Regions from separate parts of the Homo sapiens genome. Here region 1 is linked to region 2. A link is a contact called in ENCODE Hi-C data. All regions are on one chromosome and are shown on one strand. The core of a region is the stretch at or near the end of the contact, and the rest is flanking DNA. Distances in the headings are between cores, read along the strand shown.

Region 1 (7,256 bases), core at 262-2,761, 2.6 Mb before region 2:
TATTTTTCATTAAATATTTGTTATCATATAATGGGTTTGTTATTTTTAAATGAAATAATGAATATGTAAAAAATTGTTTTAATTTTGAAAGTATTAACAGATGTAGCACACATACACAAAACCTCTTTGGCATGCTCCATAATTTTCAGGAGTGTAAAGGGATTCCGAGACGAAAAAGTTTGAGAACCTCTGATCTGCGGTATCACTTTTTAATGGCTGAATTAGTGCATTGATCGGAAGTTTCCTAATTCACTTAACTAGTATATAATGCCAAGAATAAGATTCTTATACTTAAATTTGGGTATACCCTTAATTATTTCTCTAGGATAATTTTCAAGGATGATTTTTAAAACCCATATTTATTGTACAAAAGTGGGCTAACATCAGTAATGCAATCCACCCCCAGCCAATCAGCTGTTTTCATTCTGTTTCCTTCCAATCAACAAAGGTGGGTGGTAGGCATTTACGATTTACCAGCATAAGGGTTTGACACTAGGTCATCATTTCCAAGGGAAGGTGCCCCGCGGACGGTCTGGTCTAGCGGGCTCTAACTTAATCACCCTGGAATCTTCTTTAAAAAGCAAATTCCGGCCGGGCACTATGGTTCACACCTGTCATCCCAACGATTTAGGAGACCGCGGTGGGAGGATCGCTTGAGCCCCGAAATTTGAAACCAGCTTGGGCAACATAGCAAGACCTCCATATCTACAAAAAAATAAAATATTAGCCAGGCGTGGTGGTGCGCGCCCGTAGCCCCAGCTACTCGGGAGGCTGAGGCGGGAGGATTGCTTGAGCCTAGGAGGTGGAGGCTGCAGCGAGCCTGATGTTGTCACTGCCCTCCAGCCTGGTGAGAGTGAGACCTTGTCTCAAAAGAAAAAAAAAAAAAAGCAACCCAGAGTTGTGGGAAAGAACTGAGTGTCATTCTCAATGTTTTTAACCTACGTGCTAACCGCGCACCTTCTACCTAGGCTGCGCGACCTCCGCGCCCGGATCCATGGCGCCCCCTCTTCTCGACTCCCGATGCAGAGCTCCGATGCAGAGCTCAGCGCCAGCCACTCACAAGGAGCCTGGCAAGTTTTATCGAATTGGTGAACGAAGTTCGAAAGCTCTACCCTTGGAGATCCTTATTCAGTAGGTCTGAGGTAGACCTAGGAAACGCGCATTTTATATAAATCCTACCTCTGACGGCAAACGACAAGGGGTTCACGTGCCAGCTCTCCTCGGCGACGCGCTAGGCTACTCAGCGCCCCGAGCCTCGGCCTCGCATCGCTAGAACCCGGCCATGGCCGCTTCCTTACAGGGCAGCTGTGAGGAGTCCTGAGGAATTTTAGTACACGGCATATCCTCAGCGTAGTGGCTAGCACATCACAAGGCTTTAATCTTAACACTGTTGATCTTAACACTGCAACTGAGGGGGCCCGGAGAATGGGCCTGACAGGAGGGTCTGTCGGAACCTGAGGGACTGGGGATCCCGGTGCGGAGAAGCGCGAAGGGAAATCGCGTTGAGCAGCTGGGGTGGGTGCGCCTGGGGGCGTGGCCTGCGGGCCGGCGGGCGGGCGGGAGCCTGCGGTGGAGGCGTGGCACGAGGGAGGGGCGAAACCGGGTGGCGCGGAGGGGGCGTGGCGTTGGGAGGGGCGGGGGGAGTGGGCGGGGCCGAGATGGGGGCGTGCGCGCTGACAGGAGCGCCGGGGGAGTGAGAGACGCCTCCTGGCGGGAGCTGGCGGCTGTGGACCCCAGCGGGGGCGGAGGGGAAGAGGGGAGCAGGGGCGGGGAGCAAGGAGCCGGGAGGAGGGCGGCGGGCGGGCCTGTCTCTTTAAGGTGCCCGAGGCTCGCGGGCGCTGCGCTGAGGGGACGGCGGGAGGCGCGGCCTGGCCTCGCACTCAAAGCCGCCGCAGCGCGCCCCGGGCTCGGCCGACCCGGCGGGGATCTAGGGGTGGGCGACTTCGCGGGACCGTGGCGCATGGTGAGTGGGAGCGGCTGGGGGGTTGTGCAGCCTCTTGGCCTCTTGGTTGGGAAGGGGCCGGGCGCCGAGCTCGGCCCTCTAGAGGCCCGGGGCCGCGGCGAGCTTCGCGGGGGCCGGGAGAAGCCTGGGCCCGGCTGCGCGGAGGACAAAGTGGGGGTGCTGGGCGCGGGCGCACAGGCCGGACGCCGGGAGCCAGCAGCATCTCTGCGCCGCTTTGGTCCAGACCATCTCTGGGCCGGCCCGCGTCCTCCGCAGCCCGCGTCGGCCGAGCCGGGGTGGGGGTGGTTCCGGGTGCCCGGTCCCCCACACCGCTACCGGCCTCTGCCTCGCGGGGCGTCCGGCGCCTTCGGGGCCCTGGCACCGCTCTACAGAGGCTCGGCTCTGCCCTGGTCGCTGTCAGTGCCATCTCCCTTAACGAGAAACTTGGGCGTGATGTATGCGAAACAATTTTGATGCATGATGGTTTCTAACTCCTTAGGAAAAGATAAGTCCTTTAATTCTATTACCTGATTTCGACATGGTCGTAGTTACTTGAATACTTTTTCCAGTGAAATTTGGGGAGTAAGATGAATTTGTGGAACATTTCATAAGACAACCGTAAAAGATGGGAAAGGGGGGAAATCCCAGTTTTCATGGTTGTAGGATGAAAACTAGTTCCACGACAGTTAGTCTCCAAATAACCTTATTTGGCCTCCGCAAATATGTACTGGTTGCTCCAGAAATCATCCTACTTGGTATGCGGCGTTAGATACATTAGAAAATTAGTTACTAACGGTCTTTAGGGAATGCTTTGTGAGCCTCAGTAACGATCACCAGGGTTTTCTCTTTCAAAATTGACTCATACCAGGTCCAAAGCCCTTTATTCTTTTCACCCTTTTATTATTTTTCCTTTAATGTACTTTGTAACACTTAGAATAAAAGTTTAGAGTAATCATAAATGCCCCCATAAACTCACTATTTATCCCTCTTACGTCAGTAGTCATTTATTTTAATTTATTATGTTTGATAGGGAGGTGTTTTAACCTGAAGAAATGATATCTTCCCGTATTTAAAGTTTAATAACTGTATACTGTTTGGCCCCTGTCAGACTGTGTTTGTGCTAGTCTTTTTTCCTTCTTCTTTTTGAACTGTAGTATCTTCTTAATAACTTTGAAGAATGTGTGGTACTAATAGAATTAAAAGAATATCTTGGCCGGGCGCGGTAGCTCACCCCTGTAATCCCACACTTTGGGAGGCCGAGGCGGGTGGATCACCTGAGGTCAGGAGATCGAGACCAGCCTGGCCAATATGGTGAAACCCCGTCTCTACTAAAAATACAAAAATTAGCGGGGCGTGGTGATAGGCTCCTGTGATCCCAGCTACTCGGGAGGCTGAGACAGGAGAATCGCATGAACCCGGGAGGCGGAGGTTGCAGTGAGCCGAGATTGCGCCACTGCACTCCAGCCTGGGCGACAGAGCGAGACAACGTCTAAAAGAAAAAAAAAAAAAAGAATATCGTCACATTCTAATAATTACCTAGAGTTTTTAATGCAATTAGTAATTAAACAGCCTTTTGTTATTTGCTCAATTATTTAAGAAGTGACTCTGTGGACTCTACTTCTTGCTTTGAGCTGCTTTATTCTGTCTAAATAAGCCTGAATAATTTCCATTTAAAATTTTGTTTTGATTCTAAGAATTAAAATTAAATATCTTAAAATTATAATACAATATTAATAGTTTTATATGGGCTTACAGTTGAATAATGGACCTAAAATTAAAGTTGAATAGTAGCAGTGCAGTATTGAAGCTAGTTATTTGCCTGATATACTCTCAAGTTACTGAGGGTTTAGATATACTCACTCTACTTTCACAGTCACCATTTCTGGATAGTCTGAGGAACTGTAGAGTTCTAGGTCCTTGAAGATGGCTATGAAGCCATTATTATACAAAATTATTGTTTATTTTTGAATGTTTATATAATCTTTCATTGAGAATGATCTTTAAATGATCACTCAAAAGTTTTTTGAAGGCCAGGCATGGTGGTATTGTCTGTAGTCCCAGATAACTGGGAGGCTGAGGTGGGAGGATCACTTGAACCCAGGAATTGAAGGCTGCAGTGAGCTATGATCACACCACTGTACTTCAGCCTGGGCAACAGAGCAAGACTCTAAAAAAGAAAGAAAAAGTATATTGACACAAACAATGAGTCTTAGTTTATGTTTTGTTTCTCATTTTTATATTTGTTTTTACCCTAGCACTTGCCTTTGAATTAAAGTTGTGTTTGTTTGTTTAGTTTCCTGGGAGTTACTGATCATCTTCTTTGAAGAAACATGAAGTTACACTATGTTGCTGTGCTTACTCTAGCCATCCTGATGTTCCTGACATGGCTTCCAGAATCACTGAGCTGTAACAAAGCACTCTGTGCTAGTGATGTGAGCAAATGCCTCATTCAGGTAGGACTAAGAGTACTTTTATTAATATCAAAATATATTGTAGAGCAGAAACATTATGTTTATATACAGATATAGAGTGCATATATCATATAGAGTAAGACCTGAGTATTGGGTCAGGGCCTGAGGTACTGAATCATGACACACAGGTCTGGATTTTTACCCTCATAGCAATCAATATATATAGGCAAGGTTAGATTCAAGAAGTTCAATACTGAGTATAATATCCTGTTGTATAAACATGTCATTACAAGGTGATGAGCACTCTATTCAGATGATTTAATCTGTGTAATCTAATTAACATAGCAAAGAGGTTCAATGAATGTATTTAGAAAAAAAATTAGCTGGTCAAATAATAGATAAATTGTTACCCTAAGTATGATGTATTAGTTGTCCATTGCTATGTAACAAATTACCCCAAAACATAGCAACTTAGTGCAATAAACATGTATTATTTCATGCAGTTTCTGAGGGCCTGGAATCTGGGAGCAGTTTAGCCAGGTGGCTGTGGCTTAGGGTCTCCCACAATGTTGCAGGCAAGTTGTTGGCTGGGATTGGACAATCTGCTTTCAAGATACTTCGAAGTTATATCTCTTCCAATCATCAAGGCAGGCCTCTTAATGTAGCCACCACTCTCATTTTTCTGGGGAGAAAAGTAAGAGGAAGTAATGTGGCTAAGTTAACAGGCTCGTATTGAACTCCTGATTAGCTTCCTTTCTAGTTGCAGGCTGTGCACTCAGAAATTCAGTAGCCACACACATTAGCATTCTATGTAAAGTATGAGTCAGCTAACATGACTGTAACCCTCACTTGAGAGTAATTGTGTATATGTGCTAGAGTGACAATTGTTTTTATACATCAGAAGCATTTTGTGCTTATTTCTGACATTTTGGTCCTTCTCGCTAATAGTTGGAATTCTACTTGCCCCCATTTCGTACTCTGATAACCCTAACTTTGCATTTCAAACCAAAACATTTAACTAGAGAAGTGTGTTTGCTGTTCAGTTTTTAACTTTTTCGCTGTGGACATTTTCAGGTATAAAAGGAGAAGAATATAATGAACCATCCATGAGTAGTTACTGCAGTCACTACCTCATGGCTACTCTTATTTTATCTATACCCTCCTACATTATTCACTCCCAGCTGTTTTAATTTCAAGCAAATCCCTTGATACTGTTTTGTTGATAATTCTAATATGTATCTCTAAAAGAGAACTCTTTACCAACATAGCTATTAGACCAATTTTACAGTTTAAAAATTAACACTAATTCTTTAATCACCTAATTTTGTATGTGGAAATCTTAATAAGGCACGCCTGCTTAGGCTTGTGTTGGCTGGAAACTTTGTGTCTGCAAATGAAGCCCAGTTTTGTGCTATGGTCAGATGAGGAGTCTGTGGTACCTCCCAGATTGTTTCAATGTAGCTTCATTATTCATTATTCACAATAAAGTCTCATAACATTTGCTGTATTCATGTTTAGATGGAAATTCTCTTAAATTCCAAATTATATTCTTGACTCTTCAACTCTATAACTTGCATTAGTTCAAGTAATTAAAAATTGTACTTTGGCCATGCACAGTGGCTCATGCCTCGTAATCCCAGCACTTTGAGAGATTGAGGCAGGAGGATCACTTGAGCCCAGGAGTTTCAGACCAGCCTGGGAATCACAGTGAGACCCTGTCTCTACAACAAATAGTTTTTTTAAAATTAGCTGGGCATGATCATGTACACCTGTAGTCTCAGCTACTTGGGAGGCTGAGGCAGGAGGATCATTTGAGCCCAGGAGGTTGAGGCTGCAGTGAGCTATGATTGTGCCACTGCACTGAAGCCTGGGTGACAGAGCAAGACCCTGTCTCAAAAAAAAAAAAAATTGTACTTTATTTAAAATACCTTGCTTTTAAAGGGAGTATTTAAAAGAGAAAGCTTTTGATTAATATGGGTAGATACTTGTAAAGGTTTTTTTGTTTGTTTGACTCTTTAAAAATTTTTTGGCTCTATTACAGCTTACTACAGCCTTGACTTCCCAGGCTCCAGCGATCCTCCCATCTCAGCCTCTGGTGTAGCTGGGACTACAGGCACGTGGCACCATGCCTGGCTAATTTACTTTGTATTTTTGGTAGAGACAGGGTTTTGCCATGTTGCCAAGGCTGGTCTCAAACTTCTGAGCTCAAGCGATCTGCCAAGGCTGGTCTCAACCTTCTGAGCTCAAGCAATCTGCCACCTCGGCCTCCCAAGTGCTGGGATTACAGGTGTGAGTCACCGTGCCTGGCCATTAAAAAAATTTAAAAAATTACAATTACAAAAATTAGCTGAGCATGGCGGTGCATGCTTGTAATCCCAGCTACTTGGGAGGCTGAGGCAGGAGAATCACTTGAACCCAGGAGGCGGAGGTTGCAGTGAGCTGAGATCGTGCGACTGCACTCCCACCTGGGCGACAGAGCAAGACTCTGTCTCAAAAAAAAAAATTGTAAAAAAACAAAATACTTCAAAATGTAAAGAGTACTATATCAGTGTAAAAAAACTGGAAAAGCAAATGGAGCTTCACCTAACTCAAATGGTGATTCTAGTAAACAAAATCAGCTAGGACGTATTTTCAGTCACAAATTCATGGATGCTGACATTTCTGATATTCCGTTGTAGCTTCAGAGCCAGGAAACATCAAACTTTTTTCTGGAGTAGTGGACACAACTATCCTGGTGGATGGTAGACTACTTGGATTTAGAAAAGATCTAGGGCTGGGCCGGGCGCGGTGGCTCAAGCCTGTAATCCCAGCACTTCAGAAGGCCGAGGCGGGCGGATCACAAGGTCAGGAGATCAAGACCATCCTGGCTAACATGGTGAAACCCCGTCTCTACTAAAAATACG
Region 2 (7,380 bases), core at 3,688-6,187:
GTCTCGAACTGCTGACCTCGTGATCCACAAGGCTCAGTCTCCCAAAGTGCTGGGATAACAGGCATGAGCCACCTCACCGGCCGAGATAAGATCAGATTTCAAGGTAACCTGGGGAAGCTGGAGAAGTGGATGGAAGAAAAGAACACTACCTGACATTTTGTTTATTTAGACTCTGCTTTCTTCCATAAAGAACATGAGGGGAGGGAACTCCCAGATTAATAAGGACATAAAGTCTGTCCTGACTGTCCTTTCACCTTCTCACTGCCACTGCCCTGGCTTCTTGGGCCCTGACCCAGGCACTGTGCATGTGGCCTTCTGGTGACCAGAGCCTCACCAGAAGGACTGTGCCCTAGGGTGGGGGGTGGGGAGGGGTAGTTAAGATACAGTTTTTCAAGGCAGAGTGCAGTACGCTAGGGGCTTAAGGAAAGTTCATGTGGCTTCCAGGGCCTCTGAAGGAGACAGTGTGCAGACTGTGGTGGAGGCCAGCTGGGGAAGAATATTTTACATCTCCACAGAGAGTCATCATTGACGCATGAGTGATACGCATTATTCATTAGAAAAAGCTGATTTCTGCCGGGTGTGGTGGCTGACTTCTGTAATCCTAGCACTCTCGGAGGCCAAGGCGGGGTGGGGAGGGGGTGGGGATCTTTTGAGCCCAGGAGTTCGAGACCAGCCTGAGTAACAAGGATGACACCCCATCTCTTCCAAAAAAAAAATGAAAATTAGCTGGGTAATTTAGGAGTCTTCCTAAGGATATAATAAATATATGTCTTTTTTCTTAGGCAGCAGATGGTGGCCAGCTGTTCTCTTATTACTGATGACCAAACATGAAGAAAAAAAATTGTAGTAAGGGGGCTTATAATAAATATAAGACAGAACTTAATAAACTAAATCTGGATTTTTATACACACAAAGGAAAATGGGCGGCTCTGGAAAATTATCAAATTATCCAAGCCAAAATAGCTTCTCCATTATCTATGTAACAAAACATTATTTATGTGGATTGAATTGTACAAATAATTGTCTAATATTTTGGGTCTCTGAGTAGACAATCTGGGTGGTCAATGATACAGATTGAGGGCCCTTCAAGGAATATTTTAGAATGGGAAAAGCGTTGATGCTCTTTGCCATTTGACTGGGGGCATTTCTACTGAGATGCAGGTGATATTGATCACATTTGTAGATACACGATTCTTTGACCAGGATTTGGGCCCGTTACAGTAAAATCGTAACAATTTTTGCTTAATGTTTGAAATCAACTTTTAATTGCAAAAATAATGCACTCTTTCCTCTAAATTTTCTTTTCTTTCTTCTTTTTTTTTTTCCGAGAAGGAGTCTCGCTCAGTCACCCAGGCTGCAGTGCAGTGGCGCAATCTCGGCTCACTGCAAGCTCAGCCTCCGGGGTTCACGCCATTCTCCTGCCTCAGCCTCCCGAGTAGCTGGGACTACAGGCGCCCTCCACCACGCCCAGCTAATTTTTTGTATTTTTAGTAGAGACGGGGTTTCACTGTGTTAGCCAGGATGGTCCTGATCTCCTGACCTCGGGATCCGCCCGCCTCGGCCTCCCAAAGTGCGGGGATTACAGGCTTGAGCCACCGCGCCCGGCCACTTTCCTCTACATTTTCTTTTCTTTCTTTCTTTCTTTTTTTTTTTTTTTTTTTTTTTTTTGATACGTAGTCTCGCTCTGTAGCCCAGGCTGGAGTGCAGTGGCGCAATCTCGGCTCACTGCAAGCTCTGCCTCCCGGGTTCACGCCATTCTCCTGAGTCAGCCTCCCCACAGCTGGGGACTACAGGCACACGCTGCCACGCCCGGCTAATTTTTGTATTTTTAGTAGAGACGGGGTTTCACAGTGTTAGCCAGGATGGTCTCGATCTCCTGACCTTGTGATCCGCCCACCTCGGCCTCCCAAAGTGCTGGGATTACAGGCGTGAACCACCGCGCCCGGCCATTTTTTTGTATTTTTAGTACAGACAGGGTTTCACCATGTTAGCCAGGATGGTCTCCATCTCCTGACGTCGTGATCCGCCTACCTTTGTCTCCTAAAGTGTTGGGATTACAGGCGTGAGCCACCGCGCTTGGCCTATTTTTATTTTTTGAGATAGAGTCTTGCTCGTGTCACCCAGGCTGGAGTGCAGTGGTGCAATCTTGGCTCACTGCTACCTTGGCCTCCAGGGTTCAAGCAATTCTCCTGCCTCAGACTCCTGAGCAGCTGGGACTACAGGCACATGCCACGATGCCTGCCTAATTTTGTTTATTTTTGGTAGAGGATAGGTTTCACCATGTTGCCCAGGCTGGTCTTGAACTCCTGACCTCAGATGATCCTCCTACCTCGGCCTCCCAAAGTTCTGGGATTACAGGCGTGAGCCACCACACCTGGCCGAACAGATATTTATTAAACACCTATTGGGTGCCAAGCGGTATGCTGATTGCTTGAGGCTACCCACACTGGTGCATAAATGACCAGTCTTTAATAATAATAGCAAACACATACGTTCCAAGCACAAGTACATTAACCCATACAATGGTTACAAAGACCACTTTACAGTTGAAGAAACAGGCAAAACCGGTTATTTTTAACTTGCTCAAATCCACACAGTAAGGAAGAAGAGAGGCCAATATTTTAATTTAGGAAACCTGGCTGCTTCAAAGCCTCATGCTGTTAAAAACCACACTACGCTGCCTTAAGATATGTCATTTGGGAAAGAAAGTTAACTCTTTTTCCAGTTGTTTAGATAAGCTGGGATCTATCATGAAAGTTTATCTAAAGATATAACTGAGCTTCCAGATGGGGTGACAGTACCAGGAGCACAGGCAGAGGTGTTCAGAAAGGAGAACTGGGAAGAGGCGGAAGAGACATTTTGCCACTTCTTTGTTTGCTTGGTGTTGGAAGTGACCGCTAATGAAAACCTGTCATGAAAATCAACAAGAGAATGCATTTCTTTTAAAGTAACGCATTCACAGCACAATCTTAAGTGCATTCTGAAGTCCTGCTGTCTTTTTTTTTTTTTTTTTTTTTTTGCGACGGAGTCTCACTCTGTCGCCAGGCTGGAGCGCAGTGGCGCCATCTCGGCTCACTGCAACCTCAGCCTCCCAGGTTCAAGGGATTCTCCTGTCTCAGCCTCCCGAGTAGCTGGGATTACAGACACCTGCCATCACGCCCAACTAATTTTTGTATTTTTAGTAGAGACGGGGTTTCACCTTGTTGGTCAGGCTGGTCTCGATCTCTTGACCTCGTGATCCGCCCGCCTCGGCATCCCAAAGTGCTGGGATTACAGGCGTGAGCCACCGCACCCGGCCTCTGTCTTAAACATCATAAAAACATAAGAACCCAAAAAAGATGGAGGGGAGTGCGCCCTTAGCTGCCCCAAACTGGCGTGGTGGGAGGCAGGGCAATTGGTCTAGTTTTCTGAGCCGTAGGATTAGGGCTCTGGGTGAGGCCAGAGTCCCTAAAGTTGTACCCATATCTGCGTGTTTGTATTTCCTGTTTGTAATTCCTCCTGTTTGTACTTTTTGTCTCTTATACGGTACACTTAAAGTTTCTCCACAAGGTGTTTCAGCATAAAGTACTCAAAAACTAAAAACGTTTAATTTCATTATTAGGTTAAGTGTGTAAAAAATGCCCCATCAAGGTTCTTGTACAAACTCCCATTATTCTCCCAGACTCCGAAGTGGCACTCCAGAATAATTTTACGTGGGTTAGCATCTTTTATAAAACGGGCAGGCAGAGCGGCTTATGAAATTAACCTTGGAAACCACGCGGCCACTCTTTCGGGAAATGCCTCCTATTTATGTTTACATGGGCCAGCAAGAGAATCCAAGGTTGGAAAGGTCATTCCTCACTACAGAGGCTCATCGCAATCACAGTTCCGTCTCCAAATTCGAGTTTTGGGTGTGAAGAGTTTATAAAGTCCAGCCGCTGTCCTCGCAGTGTTTGGGGTTAGCGGAGGGAGAGCTTGTTTGCGACCAAACTTGCCGCGCGGGGCGGCCGCTTGCAGGAACACTGCGGCCTTGTGCGCTCGGCGGTCTGAGCTCCTGCGAGGCCGAGAACGACGCCTAGCGCCCAGCGGCCTCCGCGAACAAAAAGCGACCGGTCGGAAGGTGCTGGCCCAGCCGCCCCTGGCGCTCGAGCCCGAATCCGGCCACAGACCATGAAGGGACGCCCGGCACCACGTGCGCGGGGATCCGCGGACGGGACGCTCCCCGGCACCTCCGGGGCTGGGCCGGCACCGCACGGTCCCACCCAGACAGTAGCTGCCCCGGGCCCCCAAAACAGCCGCTCCTAGCTCCTCCCTCCCAGCTCTGCGGTGGCCCAAGCCGCCCTCCGCGCGCTTGACCCAGAACAGTACGGAGTTCTGCACGAGCCGGGGGTGGGGCCTGTCTCAGCGCGCGGCGGTGGGGCGGGGCTTGGACACGGGCCCGGCTCAACTTGAGGGAGGCGGGGCTCGAGGCTCAGAGGAGTTGGAGCCCGCTCTGCGCGCTGCGGGACGGGGCACGGCGGAGCAGGGTTGGGTCCGCCTCGAGCGGGGAGGGTGATGCTGCACCACAGGGGCGGGGCTGGAGGTAAAGCGCGGAGCGGAGAGGGACCAGGCTCGGCACTGATTTGTGTTCAGGGCTAGCCCAGAGGGGCGGGGCCAGGTACGGGGCGCAGCCGGGAGCGGGAGGGGCGGTGCAGGACGGGGCCGGGCACGGCGCGGGAAGAGGCCAGGAGCAGCAACGGGTGCGGGGCGGGGCCGGGAGCGTCAAGGGGCGGGGAAGAGGGGGGAATGGGCGGGGCCGAGCTCTGCGAGGGGCGAGGTGGGGAATGCAGAGCGGGGCCGGACGCGGGAGCAGGGAGCTGGGCGGGGAGCGGGGCGGGGAGCTGGGCTGGGCTCGGCACGGGGCGGGGCGGAGGGTGGGGAGCGGAAAGCAGGACGCACGGCTCCCGCGGCCCGCTGGCTGCCCTTCCCGCCAGCGCAGGTGTGGGACGGGCGGCGGACTAGGCACAGAGCTGCGGGAGCAGGCACAGGGAGTGTGGAGCCTGGCGGCGGGACGGCGGGATCCGGTGGGAGCCGGAGTCCCGCCGAGGGGGGCTGGAGGTGGAGGGGCCCGGCGAGGCCGCGATGAAGCCGAGCGGCGAGGACCAGGCGGCGCTGGCGGCCGGCCCCTGGGAGGAGTGCTTCCAGGCGGCCGTGCAGCTGGCGCTGCGGGCAGGACAGGTGAGCGCCACGGCTGGGCTCGGAAGTCCGGGCGGAGCAGAAGCGCGTGGGCCTTGGGAGCCGCCTGGAGTGGCGGGGTCCTGGCGCGCAGCCGGCGGGCGCCCAGGGTCCGCACCCGAGGGCGCGGGGCGCGGAGCGGTGAAAGGAGCCTTTGTGCTGGTGTCCTGGACACACCTCCCGCGCCCTTCTCCAACTCCCGGAGCCCTGGCGGCGAGCCCCTCTGCTTTGGAGTTCAGCGGCTAACGTGACCTTTGCGTTTGAGTGAGTGGTCAGAATGTAGAAATCTCTCCAGGGGTAGCGTACGGGGCTGTTGATTTTTAAGGACCTATGAACGGATTCAGCTCGCGGTAGGAAGCCCGGGGCTAAGCCCCAGCCGCGTGGGGATCTGGCTGGGCTGCCGTTTGATTGTCCTGGCTGCAGCATCCTCAACCCAAACTTACTCTGACCCACACCCTGAAAGTGGCTCAGCTCCGCGACGGCCACGGACTCAGAGTTCAGGAGGAACTTGTTACACTGCCCGGAAGGATGAAAACCGAGCCGCAGAGCTACCGAAAACCAGCGAGCAGAGTTTAAAATGGAGTGCAGTTCCTCTCTTCTCTTTTTCATTTTTGTGATTGTTCCTTCCACTTTCCTCAGTACCTTTAGCAGTGCCTGACACACCGACGGTAGTGGTAGGCAAGCGAGTGTTGGTTCTCCCAGGACTGTAAGATGGCTTACTCCATGTTTGTCTCTTAGGATGTGATTGTGGGCCGGGCGCAGTGGCTCACGCCTGTAATCCCAGCACTTTGGGAGGCCGAGGCGGGTGGACCACTTGAGGTCAGGAGTTCGAGACCAGCCTGACCAACATGGTGAAACCCCGTCTCTACTGAAAATACAAAATTAGCTGGGCATGGTGGCGCGTGCCTTAGTTCCAGCTATTTGGGAGGCTGAGGCAGGAGAATCACTTGAACCTGGGAGGCGAAGGTTGCAGTGAGCTGAGATCGCGCCATTGCACACCAGCCTGGGCAACAAGAACAAAACTCCGTCTCAAAAAAAAAAAAAAAAAGTGATTGTTTTCGGGGATTTTAGAGACAGGAGGTGTGCTGAGAGCAGATTGGCCTTTTATATTCAAACATTTGTTTTCTTTTTTGAGGTCTGACAGTCCGAAAATGCTCTACCAGTTTCCCTAGATGTTGAAATCGGACTGTTATCAATCTTAAATTTGAAGTGAGTCGTCATAAAGTGGATAGTGCTTTACCTTGGTGCAAATCCTCTAATCCTGTTTAAAAATTAATCTGCAATACTAAGTAGACTCATTTTTTGTTGAAGGGCCTTCCTTCCCTTTGTAGTTTGAAGAACCCAAGCCTCAGACCGTAAAGAATGAATGAATTTAAGAGTGTTGCGAAACTCCACCCTTTGACCTTTCCCTCCTGTAGGAAAAGGAGGACCCTAAACCTTCCTGCAAGGCAGATGAAGCTTGTAGCTTCAGTGCAAGCGTTCTTCCTGGAAAGCAGAGCTGCTGTGTGCATGGAACACGGGTTCTCCTTCCATCCTTCCCTGCCTCCCAGCTTTCCTTCCAGAGCAAGCATCAGCCAGATATTTAGGAACTTTTAGGTTCTACTGTAAAACTTTTCTTCCTTGAGGCAGTGAAAAGCCAGCTTAGGATTCAGACATTGCTGTGTAAACCCTGGCGAGCTAAGTTAGGAGTTTCTGTGGTTTTCAAATTTAGATCCTTGAAGAAACAGAAGATTTTAAAATTTTATGTTATTATTTAACAAATGTGCATAAAGAGCTTGCAATAGAGCAGGAACAGTTCTAAGGCTCCTATGACTTTTAACTTAAGAGATATTTTATGTTTTTGCAACTTGCCAGCAACAAAAAAAGCTTTTTTTAAACGCTGGAGAGGGTTGCAATAAAGATGCTGCCATTAGGAGTCCGGTCAGGAAGCCCGGGCCGCCCGGGGCTCCCCCTCAGGCATTATGCTGATGCTTCCTGCCTGCCGGGCAGTGCTGAGGGAATGGCCTGAAGGTCTGCTGCTGGGACAAACAGAAGCCACACGAGGTCATCGGAACCTGTGTAAAGAGGGACAGATTGTCTTCTAATGCAATCGGGGGCTGACTGGAGAAAACATATCCTTTAGCCAGATGACCTGGTTCGGGGTGTAAAGGTCGTGAGTGGTGATCCTTTTGGAGTTCTCCTTAGTGA

What was found. Hi-C counts contacts between places; a loop is a spot of excess contacts on that map. Pooled maps may share reads with other maps.
Region 1: a map of CD4-positive, alpha-beta T cell shows a loop between it and region 2 (7-fold over the local background). The contact joins the promoter of TWSG1-DT here to the promoter of IMPA2 in region 2. A Hi-C loop is called at or near these places in 2 of 168 maps with a recorded cell type or tissue (CD4-positive, alpha-beta T cell and CD8-positive, alpha-beta T cell) and 12 of 50 pooled maps.

Annotation. Positions count from the first base shown.
Region 1 is chr18:9,332,958-9,340,213 of GRCh38, forward strand. TWSG1-DT (TWSG1 divergent transcript) reads right to left here and starts at 1,512. Exons shown (of 3, transcript NR_183523.1): 1 at 1,180-1,512. TWSG1 (twisted gastrulation BMP signaling modulator 1) reads left to right here and starts at 1,816. Exons shown (of 5, transcript NM_020648.6): 1 at 1,816-1,963; 2 at 4,236-4,395. The coding sequence starts at 4,273. RefSeq lists a silencer at 1,517-2,306 and enhancers at 2,104-2,604, 2,367-2,416.
Region 2 is chr18:11,976,570-11,983,949 of GRCh38, forward strand. IMPA2 (inositol monophosphatase 2) reads left to right here and starts at 4,938. Exons shown (of 8, transcript NM_014214.3): 1 at 4,938-5,196. The coding sequence starts at 5,101. RefSeq lists silencers at 3,861-4,155, 3,996-5,475.